2 separate regions of the Homo sapiens genome follow, and region 1 is linked to region 2. A link is an interaction called in ENCODE POLR2A ChIA-PET data of the cell type or tissue named here. Cell type or tissue: MCF 10A. All regions are shown on one strand. Links, peaks and the distances in the headings refer to the core of each region. The heading gives the core; the rest is flanking DNA.

Evidence for each region. Peaks named below come from ENCODE experiments on the same cell type or tissue, not always from the same donor. Only the 100,000 strongest peaks of a DNase experiment are listed, where the experiment ranks them.
Region 1: POLR2A ChIA-PET joins it to region 2 with 6 read pairs; 21 of 35 experiments call an interaction of 5 or more read pairs at or near these places.

The regions. Positions count from the first base shown.
Region 1 is chr16:24,992,445-24,996,845 of GRCh38, forward strand. The region is part of intron 1 of ARHGAP17 (Rho GTPase activating protein 17); the gene reads right to left. Among named protein-coding and RNA genes, the nearest start is that of ARHGAP17, 21 kb to the right of the region's middle. In MCF 10A, for the core only: no CTCF peak of the experiment used is centred there; a DNase peak (open chromatin) is centred at 1,997.
Region 2 is chr16:25,046,426-25,050,826 of GRCh38, forward strand. No RefSeq gene overlaps it. Among named protein-coding and RNA genes, the nearest start is that of LINC02175, 18 kb to the right of the region's middle. RefSeq lists a silencer at 3,103-3,397. In MCF 10A, for the core only: no CTCF peak of the experiment used is centred there; DNase peaks (open chromatin) are centred at 2,326 and 2,646.

The DNA of each region.
Region 1 (4,401 bases), core at 82-4,081, 54 kb before region 2:
TGTGCCTCAGCCTCCCGAGTAGCTGGGACTACAGGCGCACGCCACCATGACCGGCTAATTTTTGTATTTTTAGTAGAGATGGGGTTTCACCATGTTGGCCAGGATGGTCTCGATCTCCTGACCTCATGATCCGCCCACCTCGGCCTCCCAAAGTGTTGGGATTACAGGCGTGAGCCACCGTGCCTGGCCCAACACATAGCTATTTTAACAGAAAGAGTACAGTAGAATCTGACTATAAACTACCAACTTGAAAAAAGTACAAGAAAAATTCATAAATACAGTACTCCTGTTCAAGAAAGTAATCAAACATAGAAACTGGAATTGGTGGATCATAACATGTAATCAAAAAAGTTTCTGTTACCGTTTATTTATTTTTTAGAGATGGGGTCTGTCACCCAGACTGTGGAAAGCAATGGTGCGATCGTAACTTATTTTAGCCTCCAACTCCTGGGCTCAGCAATCCTCCTGTCTCAGCCTCCCAAGTAGCTGAGACTACAGGCATACACCACCACACTCATCTAATTTTTGTATTTTTTTGTACAGACAGGTTCTCGCTATGTTGTCCACACTGGTTTCAAACTCCTCGCCGCAAGTGATCCTCCTGCCTCAGTTAAAATCCTTTTTTTGGAGACAAGGTCTAAAATCTTAACGTGCTGGCATTGTAGGCATGAGCCACTGTGCCCAGCCAAAAGAGTTTCTTAACACCAAATTTCCAATACTAAAATTTAAAAAAAAATTAATAGTAATATTTTGCATTTATACATTATTTTCTGTTATGAAAGCACTTTTACCTATATTATTTCATTATAATAGGTTGGTGCAAAAGTAATTGTGGCTTTTCCCATTAAAAGTAATGGGCAGCCGGGCATGGTGGCTCACGCCTGTAATCCCAGCACTTTGGGAGGCCGAGGTGGGCGGATCACCTAAGGTCAGGTGTTCAAAACCAGCCTGACCAACATGGTGAAACCCCATTTCTACTAAAATACAAAAAAAAATTAGCTGGGCATGGTGGTAGGCACCTGTAATCTCAGCTACTCAGGAGGCTGAGGGAGGAGAATCACTTGAACCCAGGAGGCGAAGGTTGCAGTGAGCTGAGATTGCACCACTGCACTCCAGCATGGGCAATAGAGTGAGACTCTGTCTCAAAAAAAAAAAAAAAAAGTAACGGGCAAAAACATGTACCCATACAGGGCAATTTTTATTATCCCTGTTTCGTGGGTGTGCAGGCAGACACCCATTAAGTGAATTACACAATGTGAACCAGTCTTTGAACCTTCAGAAAGAGTACCTTCGAGGCCATGGACCAAAGTTAAATTTCTCTTAAATTTGCAAGCTATGTTCTGACCCTAACTCCGCCACAAACTAACCATAGCATCTAAAAATACATCCCTTAACCTTTCTGCCCCTTACTTTATTTATATTTGCATCAACATTCTCACAGGACTTTTAAGAGACTAGAACAAAATAGCAAAGGAGGGAACATTTTGAAACCTTCCAAACTGGGCTTTGCAAACGTAGGACTGTAACTCCAAAAATGACAAATGTTGCACGGTTTAAACAGGCATCTAGTGCTGAAAATCTGAATAATGGTGGCTCCTCTGGAATTCTACAATAAACACACGTCACAGATGTGGCCCAGGAAGTTCCATGCTTAGCGTGGTGCACAAAATGAAGAAAAAATAGTCACCTGGAAAGTCAGGGCGAGGCAGTTTTTGAGGGATGATGGTAGATTCTGGGTGGGGAACACCCTAAATCTCCACTTGCCCTTTTCTAAGGTCAAAGAAAGGAGTGCCTGATGGATGAAAGGACACTGTAAATACCTTAAAACAGAAATCTGATTGCTTTTTAATGAGGTGTTTTGTCAAAAAAGCTATTCAGGATAAGTAAGCCTTAACTGAGTGGAGCTACACAGCCCATCAACAAATTCAACCACAGGCTGGTGTCATGCATACTTTGCACTAACTTTTCATTTGGTTAGTCACTGAACAAATATTTTCGGGTTCCCTTCCATGAGCCATCATGAGTAAGATAGGGCCCCTGCTCTGCCAGAGCTCAAGGACTATCAAGGAAAATAAGCCATTATACTCCAGTGCAAGGACGGTTCCAACAGGGAAGTGCAGGGTCCCTGGGAGTTGTCACTATCACCACAGCCCACATTTATTGAGCTCATATCACATGCTCAGCACTGTTCCAGGTGCTTTGCAAGAACTGAACTCTACGGGATAAGTATTATTACCCCCGTGTTACAGAGGAAGAAACTGATGCACCCAGGGAACTTAAGCGATTGCCCAGGGTTTCCCACCTAGGCTCTGAATCTCGGCAATATTACTTCAGGGACCCTGTTCTTAACCACCTAATACACACTTTACTTGTATTAACCCACCTAATCCTCAAGACAACCATGAGACTGATACCACTATTATAACCTGTATTAGTCTGTTCTCACATTGCTAATAAAGACATACCCACGTCTCTGTAATTTACAAAGGAAAGAGATTTAATTGACTCAGTTCCGCAGGGCTGGGGAGGCCTCAGGAAACTTACAATCATGGTGGAAGGGGAAGCAAACACGTCCTTCTTCAAATGGCATCAGCAAGGAGAAATGCCGAGCAAAAGGGGGAAAAGTCACTTATAAAACCATGAGATCTCATGAGAACTCACTCAGTATTACTAGAACAGCATAAGGGTAATGGCCCGATAATTAAATTACCTCCCATGGGATCCCTTCCACGACACGTGGGGATTATGGGAACTACAATTCAAGATGAGATTTGAGTGGGGACACAGCCAAACCATGTCATACCCATTTTAGAGATTTAGAAACCTAGGCACAGAGAAGCACATTAAATTGTTGCGGGTTACAGACATGACAGGAGGGGCCTGAATGCAGACCTGGGATATCAGAAAGATATCCTGAAACTGGTGATGGCTTCTGAGACCTACTGGATGAGTTGGAAACCCAGAGGCTGGATAGTACAAGAGCACCCAGGTCAGGGAGAAGAGAGGGAAGAGAGAGCAGGGAGGAGCAGAGGCAGGTGACATGGCTGGGGGAGAACCCCACCCCATTTAAGCTCAGGTACACGGGATCTGCTGAAGATTGTGAGCAAACTTATTTGCTGAATACATAAGTGACTAAATGAAAGTTTTCAGTATCTGGGCCTTGTACTGAGTAGGAGCCAGCGGCAATCCACCACCAGGGTGGGCAGGAGAGCCAAGGGCCAGCCCAATTCTAGGCCATCAGGTGTGCGAACCAAACTGAAGGACTGCGGAAAACACGGAAAGGAACTCTGCCGGACTCTGGGCCTTCAAATGAGTACCAGGCAGCAAATGTAAAAAAAAAAATCTTCAGAAAGGCTGTTACATGCATTTAAACAAAGGAAAACCAGGCTTGGACAATGAACCAACAAATAAAACTGCACTCACTTTACTTCTCTATAGACCAACTTTTTCTTCTCTTTTTTTTAAGAGACCAAGGGCTTTGCTATGTGGTCCAGGTTCACTTCAAACTCTTGGGCTCAAGCAATCCTCCCGCCTCAACCTCTCCAGTATCTGGGACTACAGGTGCAAGCCACCTACTTCTTCATAAGTACACCAGGGATTTCAGCACAATGGTTTTTAACTTCTAAGACTTAAAAAAAATTCCCAACATTTCAGTGAATTTTATTTTTTTGGGGGGGGAGGGAAATAAATATGTCTTCAGTCAACCATCTTAACTAAAATGTCTCCCATAACGTCTTAAATCCCTCTCTGCACTGAAGAATCTTCCTATCATCAATAATTTCAGGAACCTACCAGTGGAGTAACAGTTAAATTTGTTGTGCCATAACATGTTATTATGATAGTTGTATTCCTAAGAATTTACCAATGCTCATATTATAAAATCAACTGATCAAATGGCAGGAGCGAGAGTCTTCTGGGGATGGAGCATTCATAAAAAAATTTCTTCAGCGTTACCAGGCAAATCTAGCATTTCATCATATCTGGACATTGCTCCAACAGGATATTGGTCTTTTGTTATCATCAGAAGCACTCTTAGTAATGAGAACATCTTATGCATGCACATCTCCTTTGCCACCCACAACTCGGAAAGCAGAACAGAAAAACACCCACTAAAGCATGTTCAGAAGGTGCCCTCCCTCTACCCCAAGCAAGGTGCTAGCTCCTTGTAGGTGGGTGAAGTGGCTAAGAGCAAATATGCAGGGAGTCAAAGCCCCGTTCACCACCTAAGAGCGGGGTAATCTCTGTGTCTCCATTTCCTTTCCCGTAAAAATGGAGATATTAAGAATATCTAATTTACAGATTGGAAAGATTGAAAGAGATAATATAAGCAAAGTGCTGATTCCTAGAAAGCTCAAAAAATTCCTGGCATGGTGGCTCACACCTGTAATCCCAGTACTTTGG
Region 2 (4,401 bases), core at 154-4,153:
TGTTGTTTTATATTTGTTGGAGTGTATTATATATTCTGGATAGGAATTTTTTTTTTTTTTGAGATGGAGTCCCACTCTGTCACCCAGGCTGGAGTGCAGTGGTGCAATCTCGGCTCACTACAACCTCAGCCTCCCAGGCTCAAGCAATTCTCCTGCCTCAGCCTCCCAAGTAGTTGGGACTATAGGCATGCACCATCACACTCGGCTAATTTTTCTATTTTTAGTAGAGACGGGGTTTCACTATGTTGGCCAGGCTGGTCTTGAACTCCTGACCTCAGGCGATCCTCCCACCTCGGCCTCCCAAAGTGCTGGGATTACAGGCATGAGCCACTGCGCCCAGCCTGGAATATTTTTATCAGATATATATATGTTGTAAATACACACACACACACATATATACATGAAACATATATATATATGAAAATGTAAAATACCATTTGCAATAGCATCAGGCCAGGCACGGTGGCTCATACCTGTAATCCCAGCACTTTGGGAGGCCAAGGTGGGAGGATCCCTTGAGCCCAGGACTTTGAGCAACATAGGCAACATAGTGAGACCTTGTCTCTACAAGAAAGTGAACCAAATTAGCTGGGTATGGTGGCGAGTACCTGTAGTCACAGCTACTTGGGAGGCTGAGGTGAGAGGATAGCTTGAGACTGGGAGGGTTGAAGCTGCAGTGATCTGTGATCATACCACTGCACTCCAGCCTGGGTGACAGAGAGATCCTGTCCCAAAAAAAGAAAAAAGGAAAAACAGCATAAAAACAGTAGCATCAAAAATCATTAGAATAACTCTAATGAAAGACATGAAAACACCTTTACCAGAAAAGTATTGTGAGAGAATACTTTTACTCTCTCACTAAAATATTGGTGAGAGAAATTAATAAATACTTAAATAAGGAAGAGGTTACTTTGTTCATATATTAGAAGACCTGATATTAAGATGTCTGTTCTCCCCAAATTGATCTATGGAGTCAATGCAATCCCAGTTAAAATCCTATTTGTTTTTTTTTTTGAAGAAACTAACAAGTTGATTCTAAAATTTATATGGAAATGCAAAATATCTAGAATAGCAAAAAAAAAAAAAAAAGAGCAAAGTTGGAGAACTTAAACTGCTAATTTTTTATACCACTTAATTTTAAGACTTACTATAAAGCTACACTAATCAAAACATTGGTCTTGACATCACAATAGACAAATATATCAGTGAAACTGAGTCCAGAAATAGACCTGCATACGTACTGTCAGTTGATTTTTGCCCAGAGCGAGTAAGTCAATTTTCTGGTGGAAGGAAGGAAAGTCATTTAATTTCTTTTTTTTTTTTTTAAGAGAGGGTCTTCCTCTGTCGCCCAAGATGGAATGCAGTGGTATGATCATGGCTCACTGCAGCCCCAGCCTCCTGAGCTCAAGTGATCCTCCCACCTCAGCCTCCCAAGTAGCTGGGAATGCAGGTGTGTACTTCCATGTCCAGCTAATGTTTTGTTGTTTTTTGTTTGTAGAGACAGGGTCTCACTGTGTTGCCCAGGTTGGTCTCGAACTCCTGGGCTCAAGCAGTACTCACACCTCAGCCTCCCAAAGTATTGGGATTGTAGGTGTGAGCCACTGCCCAGCCAGGAAATTATTTTTAATGAATAATTCTAGATCAACTGGATATTCACATGAGGAAAGAAATTAACCTTCACCCCATCTCATGCCATACACACAAATTAGTTGGTAATTGTTCATAAACCTAAACATAAAAGCTAGAATCGTAAATCTTACACATGAAAACATGGGAGAATATCTTTGCAACCATGGGGTGGGCAGATATTTTGTGAGTAGAACACAAAATGCACTTACTACAAAGGAAAAATAAATACATTAAGAAAATGTACAGGCAAACCATATAATATTTGCAATACGTGGTAAGGGTTTTATTCTTTTCCCAAAGTACTTTGGTATTACTCAGGTCTGTGGCATCTTGCATGATATTCTGTATTTACTGGCTTTTTGTTGAGTTAGATACAGAACATTGATCCAAGAGAATTTTCTGATTGGGTTTCCCCATTTCTTTTACCTTCGTGTGAATGTTGCTCCCTTTGCCATTTATGCTTTGCCCAATATTCAGTGACTGCTTACAACAGAGACAGATTTTAGATCATATTATTCTTTGTAAAGTAAAGAGACATTAGATGAAAGCAAAAGGCAACACGGGCAGTCTCCTCTGGAAGGGAATTGCAGCCTATATGAGTCTTCCTGGTTATTGAGGATTGAGGCTCAGCTTTTTAGGTGACTCAGCATTTAAGTCCTGGCACATTAACTATATACTAGCCACAGACCTGAAAGGAGGAAGGGAGACGAAGCCTAGCTCTGTTTCAGTACAGCGTCTTTTGCCCTTAAGACTGCTTCCTGGCCAGGCGTGGTGACTCATGCCTGTAATCCCAGCACTTTGAGAGGCTGAGGCGGGCGGATCACTTGAGGTCGGGAGTTCGTGACCAGCCTGGGCAACACGGTGAAACCCCGTCTTTACTAAAAATACAAAAATTAGCCGGGCATGGTGGTGGGTGCCTGTAATCCCAGCTACTATTTAAGTCCTGGCACATTAGCTGTATACTAGCAACAGCCCTGAAAGGAGGAAGGGAGACGAAGCCTAGCTCTGTTTCAGTACAGCGTCTTTTGCCCTTAAGACTTTGCTTCCTGGCCAGGCGTGGTGACTCATGCCTGTAATCCCAGCACTTTGGGAGGCTGAGGCGGGCGGATCACTTGAGGCCAGGAGTTTGTGACCAGCCTGGGCAACACGGTGAAAACCCGTCTCTACTAAAAGTACAAAAATTAGCCGGGCATGGTGGTGGGTGCCTGTAATCCCAGCTACTCGGGAGGCTGAGGCACGAGCATCAGTTGAACCCCGGAGATGGAGGTTGCAGTGAGCCAAGATCATGCCACTGCACTCCAGCCTGGGCGACAGAATGAGAGTCTGTCTCAAAAAAAAAAAAAAAAAAAAAAGATTTTGCTTCCTGCCTTCCGTTTATAAACCAATAATAAAACCAACAGGAAATAGAAACTAAAAATGAAACTAAAAGGTATAAAAGAACAATAGAATTAAAGTTGGAGGTAGTGCCATATCTTACAGACCACAAGCAGCATGCAGTTGAAATTCTAAATCTGAGATTTTAATGCTGAACATAGTTGAATTTTGCAATCTCAAATACATGTACAGTGATGCCTTCGGGTAACAGCTGCCCGCATATATGGTGGTGGCGGTCCCACGGGAATTTTTCAGCTCTATTATCTTATCACCTAGTGACGTAGCTGTCCTAATGTCTTAGCACGGTACATCACTCATGAGCTTATGTGGATGCTGGTGTAAACAAACCTACCGTGCAGCCTGTCCTATAAAAGTGTAACACATACAATTATGTACAATACATGAAACTTGATCATGATAAAAAACTGTGTTAACGGTTTATGTATTTACTATGCTGTACTTTTTATTGTTATTTTAGAATAACAACTTGCTGACTCACCCAGAGCAACTACTTATTAACAAAAAGTTAACTGTAAAAGCCCTCAGGCAGGTCCTTCAGGAAATATTCCAGAAGAAGAAATCATTATCTTGGGAGATGTCAGCTCCATTCATGTTATTGCCCCTGGAGACCTTCCAGGGGAACAAGATGTAGAGGTGGTGGAGAGTGATATTGATGGTGCTGACTCTGTGTAGGCCTAGGATAATGTATGTGATTGTGTCTTAGTTTTTTTTTTCTTTTTTTTTTCTTTTTTTGAGACAGAGTCTGGAGTGTAGTGGCACGATCTTAGTTCACTGCAACCTCCACCTTCCAGGTTCAAGCGATTCTTCTGCCTCAGCCTCCTGAGTAGCTGGGATTACAGGCATGTGCCACCATGCCTGGCTAATTTTTTGTGTTTTTAGAAGAGACGGGGTTTCACCATGTTGTCCAGGAAGGTCTCGAACTCCTGACCTTGTGATCTGCCCACCTCAGCCTCCCAAAGTCCTGAGATTACAGGCGTGAGCCACTGTGCCTGGCTAGCATACACTGCTTTTAAAGTTTACACAGTGTAATGTCCTGCGTCTTCACACTCACTCACCCCTCACTCACTGACTCACCCAGGGCAACTTCCAGCCCTGTAAACTCCATTCAGTGCAGGTGTCCTATAGAGGTGGATCATTTTTAGCCTTTTATACTGTATTTGTAGTGTACTTTTTCTATGTTTAGCTGTGTTTAGATACACAAATACTTAACATTGTGTTACAGTTGCCTTCATTATTCAATACAGTAATGTGCTGTAGAGATTTGTAGCCCAGGAGCAATAGGCTATACCATGTAGCCTGGGTGTGTAGTGGGCTGTACCATCTAGGTTTCCGTAAGTGCTCTCTGTGCTGTCTGTACAACGAAATCACCTAAGAATG